2 separate regions of the Mus musculus genome follow, and region 1 is linked to region 2. The links are chromatin contacts, found by Hi-C or POLR2A ChIA-PET in ENCODE. All regions are on one chromosome and are shown on one strand. The core of a region is the stretch at or near the end of the contact, and the rest is flanking DNA. Distances in the headings are between cores, read along the strand shown.

Region 1 (5,565 bases), core at 2,031-4,530, 43 kb after region 2:
CTACATACCAAAAAGTGAGATTTTTTGAACCATATGGTAGATCCATACTCACCTTTTAGAGCACACTCCATATTGTTTTCTATAGTATCTGTGCAGACTTGTGTCCCCTTAAACAGTAAATAAGGGTTTCTTTTCTTTAAGTCATTTTGAAAACATACTATCTTGATTATTTAGGTTTTGTTTTTTATTTACTTGTCCATTTAAAAACTTCATTGTATATATTCATTTCCATAGTACTGTGCAAGATAAGGGCAATTTCACACAGTATACATTGGGTACCGTATACAACCTCCCTTCTCATACTCTCTTTGCTGTTTTTATAAAAACTTGAAACCACCAGCAATGCAGGACTCATCATTGTTTTTGGTTTATTTGTTGTTTTGCTATTTGTTTTGTTTGTTTGTATTTTGTATATGTGGAGCTGAAGGGGAGAAGCAGGTAACTTGACTTAGACCAAACTAGACACGTGTGTAAAATCATATGAATTTGAAACAAAAGCTGGGATGTAAGTTCAGGCATTTGATTGGGAAGTTATAGTCAGGACACAAAGAAAGAAGCTAAACTCCAAACTCATGGACTGGGCCAATGGATGAACATCTGAAAAGACGCAGTAAAAAAGGCACCAATAGGAGTCATGCTGCCGAGGGGAGCTGGCTGCACTGAGACTCAGGCAGGGAGACAAAAGGGCAGGTGACCAGACAGGCTGTGCTTGCACTGAATTGCCAGTGTGTGATCAGGGTCACTGCACACCCTACTTGAAGGCTGGGGCAGTTTCACTCCTCATTTCCCGGACCCAGCCTGTTATCTGGCATACCAGCTGAAGTATGTAATGAATAAACATATGACGGCAGAGGGAAAAGACCAGTGGCCAACTGGGCAGCAAAGGTGAAGCAGTAGAAACTGGAAATCAGTAGAAAAGGATGTGCCACACCTACTGAATGGAATCTCAACAGCTTTAACAGAGAAATCCATGCAATCAGCGGTGAAGCTAGGTAAACTTTCCTAGTTGTCTGATGAAAGGAACAAATCCAGAAAGTGTGAGGGAGAGAGGGTCCATGAGGGAGGGTCGGGTAGATGAGAATTTAAGATCTGTTTCTCTTTATTCTTGCCTCCTTGGTCATAAACACACCAGAGCCTTAAGGAACACCCTCCTCCACATTCCTGCTCAGTAGGAGTCGCTCCTCCAGCTTCTGCAGATGAAGTCTGCTCTGTTTCAGTTTCTTCTGCCTCAAGGAAAACAGGAAAATATTTCACAGACCCTTGTTAATGTTTGCTGTCTAATATCTTAAGTGCTCTTTCCTGAGGAAGGCCACAAAACCCTACCAGGACCAGGCTCTTGACCTGGGTCTCCTTAGGTCTGAGACCCAAAGTCACACACACTGTACTGTCTTCTCCAACTTACTGAAGCTGAGAAGCTTTGAATTCTGTCACTCAGAATTGACAGAACTATGAAATGTCACACCAACACTGGAGATTTACTGTTGCCAGCAGCCAAAGACATTGATCAAGTTATGATCAGAGATGAATTTGTCATGGAATTGATGGCAACTTTTTTAATCTAACGGCACTCTCTGAAGAAGAATCGATGACATGTCTGCTATTCTTGATTGCTATTTCACCTCAAGTATTCAATATCCAGCATTCAGCCTGATGAGTCTACAGGTGTGGCAAACTGTTCATAGGTTTAAGTGAAGTATTTTAATGACGGAGACTTTAAAAAATTTATCTTTGCAAACCTCTTGAAACAACAGTTACTGCAAACAATTTATTAGCACAATTGATTCATTTATGACAGTGATCAACTTCTCTTGAGGAAGGGATGCTGATGTGTGCACAGACCGTGTTCCAGCTACTAGGATGTCAATTGGGATTTCAGTGCTTGATAGAGAATGAGTCACAAGAAGTCATCGGAATTCACTATATGATTCATTGTCAAGTATTAACAATGAAGATGCTGTAACAAGAGTTACAAGACATAAGTAAAACATAGTAGGTTCCATCAGCTTTGTAAAGGAGAGCACCGTTGACTGTTTTTTTGCAGCTACACAACCAGTTGGATGCGCCCACCAAACCTCTGCTATTTCTCACTGAAGTGAGATGGTGTGGTGAGGAAACATTTTTAAAATGTATTTTTGAGCTTTGTGATTAACGTAAAGTGTTTTTGAATCAGAGAGCAAGAGCACAGATTAAAGTATTTTTTCATAGATAAATATGAATTGTAAAAAAAATAGCTCACTCAGTTAACATCTTTGCCATCTTGAAGGAAGTACATTTATCAGTTTGGTGAGTACCAAATGCAGTATGCCTCAATTTTTCTGAAAAGATCTGACCATTCCAACTGAAACTTCAGCTTTCGGGGTAAAAAAGATGAAAATAAAGTGTACGTGGTTCCTACCTTGTCTGCTTTCTTTGAGGAACATGACATGGCTTCAGACAAAGGGATTCCAATTATAGTTTCTGTGAAAGAACACCTGCACACGCTTGAAGATGGAATCTCATTACATTTACAAAATCAACCTGACGCCCCATTTGCACTCACCAGAAGCCCATTCAGTTCAAAGCTGAAGATGTTCCTGAGAGGCAAGGGTTCACTAAACTCACTAACAGTGATGCAAGGAGATCTGACATCTCTACAGTGGCGGCTGCAAAATTCTGGATCAAGTGCTTGCAGTTATATCCTCAGACATCAGAGCTCCGATATGCAGTATAAAGCCTCTTGTGATATTCAAGATGTGGGCTGAATTCTTTGCCAAGACAATGAGAGACTCATTCCACTCAGTTATCAAGCAACATACACATAGATCCAGTAGGCATAAAATAGTGCCAGTTAACTAGCTAGTAACAAATCAAATCAACTTGATCATAAAACGCGGATATTCTTTGTTCTCTTTTCACTGTGACTTACAACAAAGTGCACACCTCCCTCCATGGTTTACAATGAAATGGGTGTCTCCCTTCACAGCTTAGGGAGTAAAAGTGTATGTGTCTGGGTGAGCTGTCACCCAGTACAGGGCACAAGCCAACAATGATCTGAGGGAAGCAGAACCTGTAATTAGAGATGGGAGAGTGGAACTTATTTTTAGTCTCTAAAAGGAATTTAGAGGCTGGTCAGATAGCTTAGTCAACAATCTGTTTTTAGAACATGCACAACATAAGTTCTATTATTAGTACACACATAAAAGGGTGGGCCAGTGATACTTATAATCCCAGTGTTGAGGAGATAATGACAGGTAGCAGATCCCTGGGACTTGGCAGCCAACAGCCTAGCCAAATAATGAGTCTAGTGAGAGACCTTGTCAATAATAATAGTGATAATGATAATAACAACAACAATAAATAATTCCCATAGAGGAATGCTTGAAGATATCCATTGGCTTCTATATGAACGAGCATTCTCCACTACCACATATACATCCACACCAGAAAAAAACTTCAAACCTAAATTCTTACTAGTCCCAGAGACAGATACACTGTAAAGATGAACACCTAGGAGTGGGGTGTACATCTACAGTACCAGTTACTTGGGGGACTAAGGCATATGCTCACTGGAGCCCAGTACCAAGACATACTGCACAGAAAATACTTTCACTGTGAAATTAAGAATGCCTCATGAAAGAAACTGCATAGCAATGGTTTCTAAATCTTATCATTGGAAACAGCACAATTTAATTGATGGATATAAGATTTAAAAATATATCTCAGTGGTTGGCATTTTTTTCACTTTATTAAACCAGCTGATTTTTTAAAAATGGTCATGGGGTTGGAGAGATGGCTCAGTGGATAAGAGTGCTTGCTTCACAAACATCAATATCCAAGTTCAAATACTCACCGCCTATGTAAAAAGACTTGGGTGTGGCCACTCATAACTGCCCACCCAATGCTGCCTGGGTGGACAGAGACCGAAAAAATGTTGGGTCTTGCCCACTACTTAGTCTAAAAATGCTGAGCTATAGATTCAGTAAGAAATTCTTTCTCAAGGGATAAGTCAGACAGTGACAGAAAATGTAGTGAATTATTAATTATCCTTGCATGGGGTTTCTGACCCTCTTAGACTATTTATGTTCCTGGATGAAAGACACACAGCATTTATATTTTTAAATATGCCTAAGCAGCACAAAACTGGTCAATTGCCTACCCTCCATGCTGTTAGAATCTACCTTCTTATCCATAACCCAGTTATTACTTACTGTGTTTCATCTGGGCTGCTCTTAGCTGCAATTGGTCAGCTCATGTGGCATGTTTTTATGGCTCAGCTAACCAACGGCAGCTCCCTTTCTTCTCTCCTGCACATCTTCTATCCCATGGTGGCCTCTCTTTGCTTATCCCAAGCCACCAAACCTGAACCCCACCTATGTCTCTTCTGCACAGCTATTAGCTATTAGCATATTTATTCACCAATCACAATTAACTGGCAGTAGTTAATTAACTCCATTATGAGTGTGGACTCTCATCTCTGGGGCACCAGTCTTGGGGGCCCCAAACTAGCATTAGAATACAAGCAGCCTTAAGCCAGCACACTATAAGAAGATACCCAATGTTCTCCCCTGACATTCATGCATGCGTATAAGTGAATGTACTCACATACACATGTACACACACAGACAACAACAACAACTATTTACCAAAGATGAGAAACCCATAGTGATATATTCTACCAGAGTCTAACCTAGTGAACCATGAATGTTTTGTTTGTTTTCCAGAAGATATTTTTAAATTAGGTATTTTATTTATTTACATTTCAAATGTTATCTCCTTTCCCAATTTCCCCTCTGCAAATCTCCATCCCATCATCTCTTACAGTGCTTCTATGAGATTGCTGCCCCACCCACCCACTCACACCCACCACACCACCAGAGCATTCCTCTACACTGGGGCACCAAGCCTTCACAGGACCAAGAGTCTCCCCTCCCATTGATGCCAGATAAGATCCCTTCAGCTCCTTAAGTCCTTCCCCTAACTCCTCGATTTGAGTCCCCATACTCAATCTGATGGTTGGTTGCGAGCATCTGCATCTATATTGGTCAGAATCTGGCATAGCCTCTCAGGAGACAGCTGCATCAGGCTTCGTGGCATCAGCAATAGTGTCTGGGTTTGGTGTCTACATGTAAGACAAATCCCCAGGTGGGGCAATCTCTAGATGGCCTTTCCTTCAGTCTCTGTTCCACTCTTTGTCTCTGTATTTAGACAGGAGCAATTCTGGATTAAAATTTTGGAGAGGGGTGGGTGACCCTATCCCTCAACCGGGGGCCATGCCTAACCTCTGAATATGGTCTCCACAGGTACTCCCTTCCCTTTGTGGAGTATTTCACCTAATGTCATCCCCATGGGCTCCTGGGAGGCTCTTGCTTTCCTGGCATCTGGGACTCTCTGGTTGTTACTCCCAGTTCCCCATCCCCCACTGCTACACACCTCTGTTCAGTTTCCTAACCTACATCTCCTCCATCTCCTCTCATCTCCTGATTCTGCCCCTCTTTTCGCTCCCTTTTCTCTCTTCCTCCCAAATTCCTCCTGCCCTCTACTTCCCTTGATTATAGTGTTCCTCCTTCTAAGTAGGACTGAAGCATC
Region 2 (5,564 bases), core at 2,061-4,560:
CACCCAGTGTTTTCAAAAGGTTTAAGGCAAAAGTGGCATTTGCTTCCAGCAGTGGATCCATGATGGTAAGCCTGGAATGAGGGATTAAAATCAACCTCACATTATTATGGGGTAATTAATATGCAACCTGCATCTTTGCTGCCACTGACACTGGGATGCTGTGGCTCAGTACACAAAGGGACACGCACAGCATGGAAGGTAAAAGTCACACTCATTAAACGATAAGCCCTGTTGGGAACAGACAGGCTAATTCAGGGTCAGGCTATGTCTTTTTAATGTGCAAGGTATCTTTAATTACTTGAAGAGCCACAAGGAGTCAGGAGAGAGGACACAGGGCAGGAACAAACTCTCCAGAAATCAGCAAATGCATCTTCAGAGACTGGAAGCATGAGACTATAAGAGCAGGGCCTGTCTGCTCTGACATCACTCACAAATAGTAGCCAAAATCCTATCTCCCCACCAAACAGCCTTCCATTCTGAAATGCTCCAATGAGTCCGCTGAGCAGTGTATGAAGTAGAGAAAGAAATGAGGAAAGAAAGTATCTACCAGCAAGGGACAAGAACCCAGCTCTAGGGCATGTGAAGAGACTCAGAGTACAAACTGGCTGTTAGCTGTGCTCCGACTGTCGAGGATGCTGAAGATGTAGGTCCAGGTCCCAAACTCTTGAGCAAATTGACTACTTCAGATAACTGGCATTTTTGTTCTTTATGCTCAGGACTATTCTTCTTGGGTAGTAGGGACCTCCTTAAACTATATACTTTGCTCTGAGCTGTTAGAGTCAAACATCCTGGCTTTGTGGCAATAAAAGCACCTTACATCCTCTGTTCAACATAACTAGTCCAAGGATATAATATTGCTCTTCTCCCGATTTCTGTTAATAGAGCCATTGTGAGTACAGCTGAGTCTAGGAACTGAAAACCCAGCTGCGGTTATTAGGCACACCAGCAGCAAGCTGAAAGACACACTCCCTGTCACAGCCCAAGTGAACCATGCAGTAAAGGTCACCTAAAAGTTCCTTTGCACTTGACTCTTCTGAGACATACTTGCACTTGCAGTCAGTCAGTCATTCACCTGGGCTCAGCTCATTGCTCTTAGGTTTCATTGTGCAAGTGTGTTCATGGACTACATTGTTCACAGGACTCCATTTTGGATGCTTCCTCTGTAAGTGCTGCACAGCTCTGTCCCTTTGCCAATATTATCTGTTCTGGGACCAAGGAGCTTCCTGCTTCCTGCTCATGCCCTCATTCTGGTGGCTCAAGCTGTCCAATCAGTTATTTTGATTTATTGTTTTTCTGATATGATCATTATCCTTACATTCCACTGAGAGGTTACCAGGGTCTATAGTAGTCTGGGTGTGATTTTTACATCTGAATCTTTGCTTAACTGCTTTCAGCCATCGCCTTTGCCATTGAGAAGTCTGATTGACATTTGACCCTAGATCTATACTCCTTCTCTTGTCCTGAACTCACCCCTGACTCTGAGGGACTTGTTTCTCTAAGGCAGCACCTGTGGCCCCCTTCTGAGCTCCTCTTCCCATACTAACACAGAAACTTCCTCCAGCAACTTTCTCACGCCAAGCTAACTAGCCAGGGTGGCCAAAATGGCCAGCTCTGGGTTCACTGAGAGACCCTGCCTGAAAATATAAGGTGGAGAAAGCATAATAAAAAAAGATGCCAGGCACCACACACGTATATACACACATATGTACATACACATACCCACTCAAGGAAACACACATGATATGCAAAACAGTTAAATTAAAAAATAAAATACTATAATATTTGATATAACCAATCTACATCTCCCTGTATTTTTCAAATCATCTATAAATAACCTACATTACACTATACAATGTAAATGCCAAATAAACCACCCTTTATACCATACTATTTAGAGCAGAAAAGGAAAAACAGTTTAGCCACGTTTGAATTGGAGTCTCATCGTTGTGTCATCCAGGTTGACCTCCCACTCTTATCTTCCTGACTCTGTCTCTTGGATGCTGGCTTACCTACAGAACACCTAGCTTCTCCAAAGTAGTTTTTATCTGCTGTTGGTTTATATCTGCTGAGTCTGGTTGACTAAGTGTGAAATCCATGGAAGAAGACACAGGGATCCAAGCGAACATGCTTTAGGGAACAAAGTGTGAACCATACACCCTCTCTGTGTGACAACAGAAGCCATAGTGGGTACAGATACTCAGGGTAGTTCTCAAACACAAACAGCAGTCATTTCCTGTAACCACATTCACATTACTGGGCCCCAGCACGGCTCACAGGACCTTAACACAAATGTTATTTGATAGTCGGACCCTCCACACACAAACCACACGAGGAAGTGGGCAGCCTCAGGTACAATGCTCTCACAAGCAGCTGTTTCCCACATACCCTAAAAACGGTGTAAAAGAGCCAAACCTCATCTAGCTTCCTGACAGCACATGAATGCTAGATTTCCATACTTCCGATTCTCAAAATGGATTCAAGGTAAGAAGGAGGAACAGTAAGCCTGGGGCTCTGGGGCTGAGCAAGCAGAAGAACAGGCTCAGGGTCCACCAACAAAACAAAGGAAGGGAGGAAAACCTGAGCTTTCATCTGACACACAAACTTTATCAAAACTTCGCCTATGTCCCACAGACATCAAATCTTGCAGGATTCCACCACCATTGCCACGAGTGTGATAAAACAATAACAAACAAGAGAACAACAAAAACAAACAAAGGACAAAACTGGACAAATCCTGGGGTATTGATCCAAGCTTAAAGGCACTAAGGGTATGGGCAACCCCCTGAGAACAGCCCAACCCCGTCTCTAAGACGCAGGCTCACTCAGCCAATAAGAGGCCACAAGGGTGGCAAAGCCTGCCGCCCTGGACAGACTAGGTCCCTCTTGGTTTTGATACCTCTTCGTACCAATCCCTGCAGGATTCTTATGTCATGCCCATTCCATGCGCCAAGTTAGCTCCTCCCATCCAGGTCCCACAACCCCAGCACCCTACCCCACCATCTTCAGCCAGCTCGTAGCAGAGCTTACCTGGAACCCCAGGTTCAGGCTGTCAGCAAGCAGAATCTAGAGAAGGAAGAGCCTGTGCTCTGGCCTCAAATAGCTGCAGGGCGCAGCGTGGGGAGGTCCCAGAGTCAGGAAGTCCCAGGGGAGGTGTCAGAGGGGCTGTGGGCTGTCCGGGTGAAAAGGAAAAGAAACGGAAAAGCAGGATCGCTGCACTTTGACCATTGCCTGCAGTCGGGTTCAGCAGCTAGCTGCAGACTGGTCTAGTTAAATCAGGAATCCTCGCTAGCACTGTTTGTTTGCTATGACTACCTACTTCAGAAAACCAAGGGATTTAACCAAACCGCTTGGATGAAGCAATTAGAAGGGTGTCCACTAGGGGGCATGCAACGCCCGCCCCCCCCCCCCTCTTCCTCTTCTCTTCTTTCCCCCTCCTCCTCTCTCCCTGTCTTCCTCCCTCTGTGGGAGGGTGTGTTCCACACTACATGAGTGTTATGGCCTCAATGACTAAAATGTGCTAACTCTCAATGGGAATAAATGAGACAGCATTAAACAGAAATGTTGGGAGTTCCTTTCAGGGTTATAACCAGGGTCCAAGTTTTTGCCGAGTATGCACAGAAAACCACAGAAGCCTCCCTTGTAATTACTGTGTCCAAGACTCCACTACTGTCCCAGCCCTCAGGTACTGACATTTTATATAAATGGCAGAAAAACTCTAACATCTCACATCTCTCCTATCGAGCAAAAAGACCCGGTGGAGAGAATGCTGGCCAGGTTTAAGAGACTGGTCAGCTCTGGAGACCTCAGATTCTTTTCTGCCTTCTTCACTCTCACACCAGGACAAGGATCCCCAACATTGACCTTTCTGACATTTGAGTTAGGTGTGTCTCGGCTGTGTCTAAGCTGTAGCACCTTATAGAATGTTCAGCACCACACTGGCCTTTCTAGGTGTCATAACAGACCAGGCCACCACACCAGCTGTGAGATGTGACTCTTGACATACAGAAACACAAAGGAATGCTTCATTTAGCCTCTGCATTCTTTCCAGTGCAGCTTTATTGCTCTGGCTTATCCTTCTGGCCCACCCTTTTTCAAACTACAGGGCACATAGCCTCTGTACCTGTGCACATTAGGGTTCTTCTGTATAACTAACTTCCGGTTTATCATCAACAGGGAGCATTATTTCGGTTCTCTACCACAGATCTACAAGTCGTTACTTTAAAATGTTTGGGTGACCTCTCTAAAAAGATTGCACAGAATTCTCTCTTATCTCCTTTTCTGGCTTCTCTGAATTCCTTTGTGTGTATCTTGATAGATGTTTTGACTTTAAACCATTTCAAGGGTTGTCATAACTAGCATACAGCTAAGCTCCCGTCCATGTTAATTCACACAGAGTCATCCAGCTGGGGTATCAGTGTGTGCATTCCAATTAAATGAGTCCTGAGATGGAAAAATACCCTGGAGTGAATCCAGATTCTTAAAAGGATAAATACACGGAACGTTTGGTTAGTTGTGGAATCCATCCTCATAAGGACGGTACCTGATGGCGATTCTCTGCAGAGTCCAATTCCAGCCAGTCTTCTGGGTCTTTTGCCAAACTTATGTATGTACGTCCTGAGAAAAATCCATATTTTTGTTGTCTTGTTTTGAAATAAAGTCTCACTATATAGCCTATACAGGCCTCAAACTCTGACTTTCTGCCTCCACTGTTGATAGTCACGAGCCCTCATGCACACATGTAAAATCCGGCTTTTACAAGAATTCTTCTGCTAGCCAACCCAAACTCTTCCTCTTCTATACCTGATCAGTCTTGATATCTGACCACCAGCAACCATGTCACCCAGACAGCATCTGATCACCCTGGCTTGTCTTCAGCAGGGGTGAGAATGCCAGTCACTTGCAGTGTTTGCTCCTAGTATTTTTTTTTAACCTACCATCACCTGCCTGCTCTTTGGCTGTAGATTACATGATGTTCATACTGTGCCAAGAACTGAGCCTCAATCTCTGTCTCCCATTACACTACCCCATTGTTGATCCTGATGATTGTTAGTAATGGTTTCCATATTACAATCTCTTAGAAAGTTAAGAAGAGAATATCTTTTCTTGTCTATTTCCCAGAATGTTTTGGTTGGTTGGTTGGTTAGTTTTTTTTGTTTTTTGTTTTTTTTTTTGTTTTTTTTTTTGTTTGTTTGTTTTTTGGTTTTAAGACCTATCTCCCTCTCTGTTTTCTCTGTCTCTCCCCACCACCACCACCATGTGTGTGTGTGTGAGGGGGCGTGTCTTTGTCTGTGTATGAGTTGAGACAGACTTATAGAGCTCAGGATAGTCTCAAGTATTGCTAGATGAATTTAAAATGTGCTTTGTAGCTGATTATGACCTTGCGCCTCTGATCTACCTGCCTCTATCTTCCAAGTGCAGGGGTTACAGGCCTGCAACATGATGGACCAGAGAGGTAGGGGTGGCCAGAGTAAGGTCAGATAACAATGTGGTATGTATGTGCACAGACATGACACAGGCATTTGACTTTAGTATTTTCATCTAACATGGACCCAACTGCTGTTTTG

The links. Hi-C counts contacts between places; a loop is a spot of excess contacts on that map. ChIA-PET counts read pairs that join two places held with the same protein, here RNA polymerase II (POLR2A).
Region 1: a map of heart shows a loop between it and region 2 (4-fold over the local background). The contact joins the enhancer-like site here to the promoter of Serpinb6b in region 2. A Hi-C loop is called at or near these places in 9 of 37 maps with a recorded cell type or tissue (Patski, T-helper 17 cell, gastrocnemius and 3 more). POLR2A ChIA-PET finds 5 or more read pairs at or near these places in 1 of 5 experiments (Patski).

The regions. Positions count from the first base shown.
Region 1 is chr13:32,920,351-32,925,915 of GRCm38, reverse strand. It overlaps a transcript of Serpinb1c not described here and the pseudogene Gm18311. Among named protein-coding and RNA genes, the nearest start is that of Serpinb1c, 25 kb to the right of the region's middle. Within about 2 kb of position 3,280, at least 1 of the 3 ENCODE cell types and tissues checked has a DNase peak (open chromatin) inside an H3K27ac peak, as active enhancers do; it is heart, where a contact is called at or near this core.
Region 2 is chr13:32,963,007-32,968,570 of GRCm38, reverse strand. Serpinb6b (serine (or cysteine) peptidase inhibitor, clade B, member 6b) reads right to left here and starts at 3,310. Exons shown (of 7, transcript NM_011454.2): 1 at 3,028-3,310; 2 at 1-71. The coding sequence starts at 61.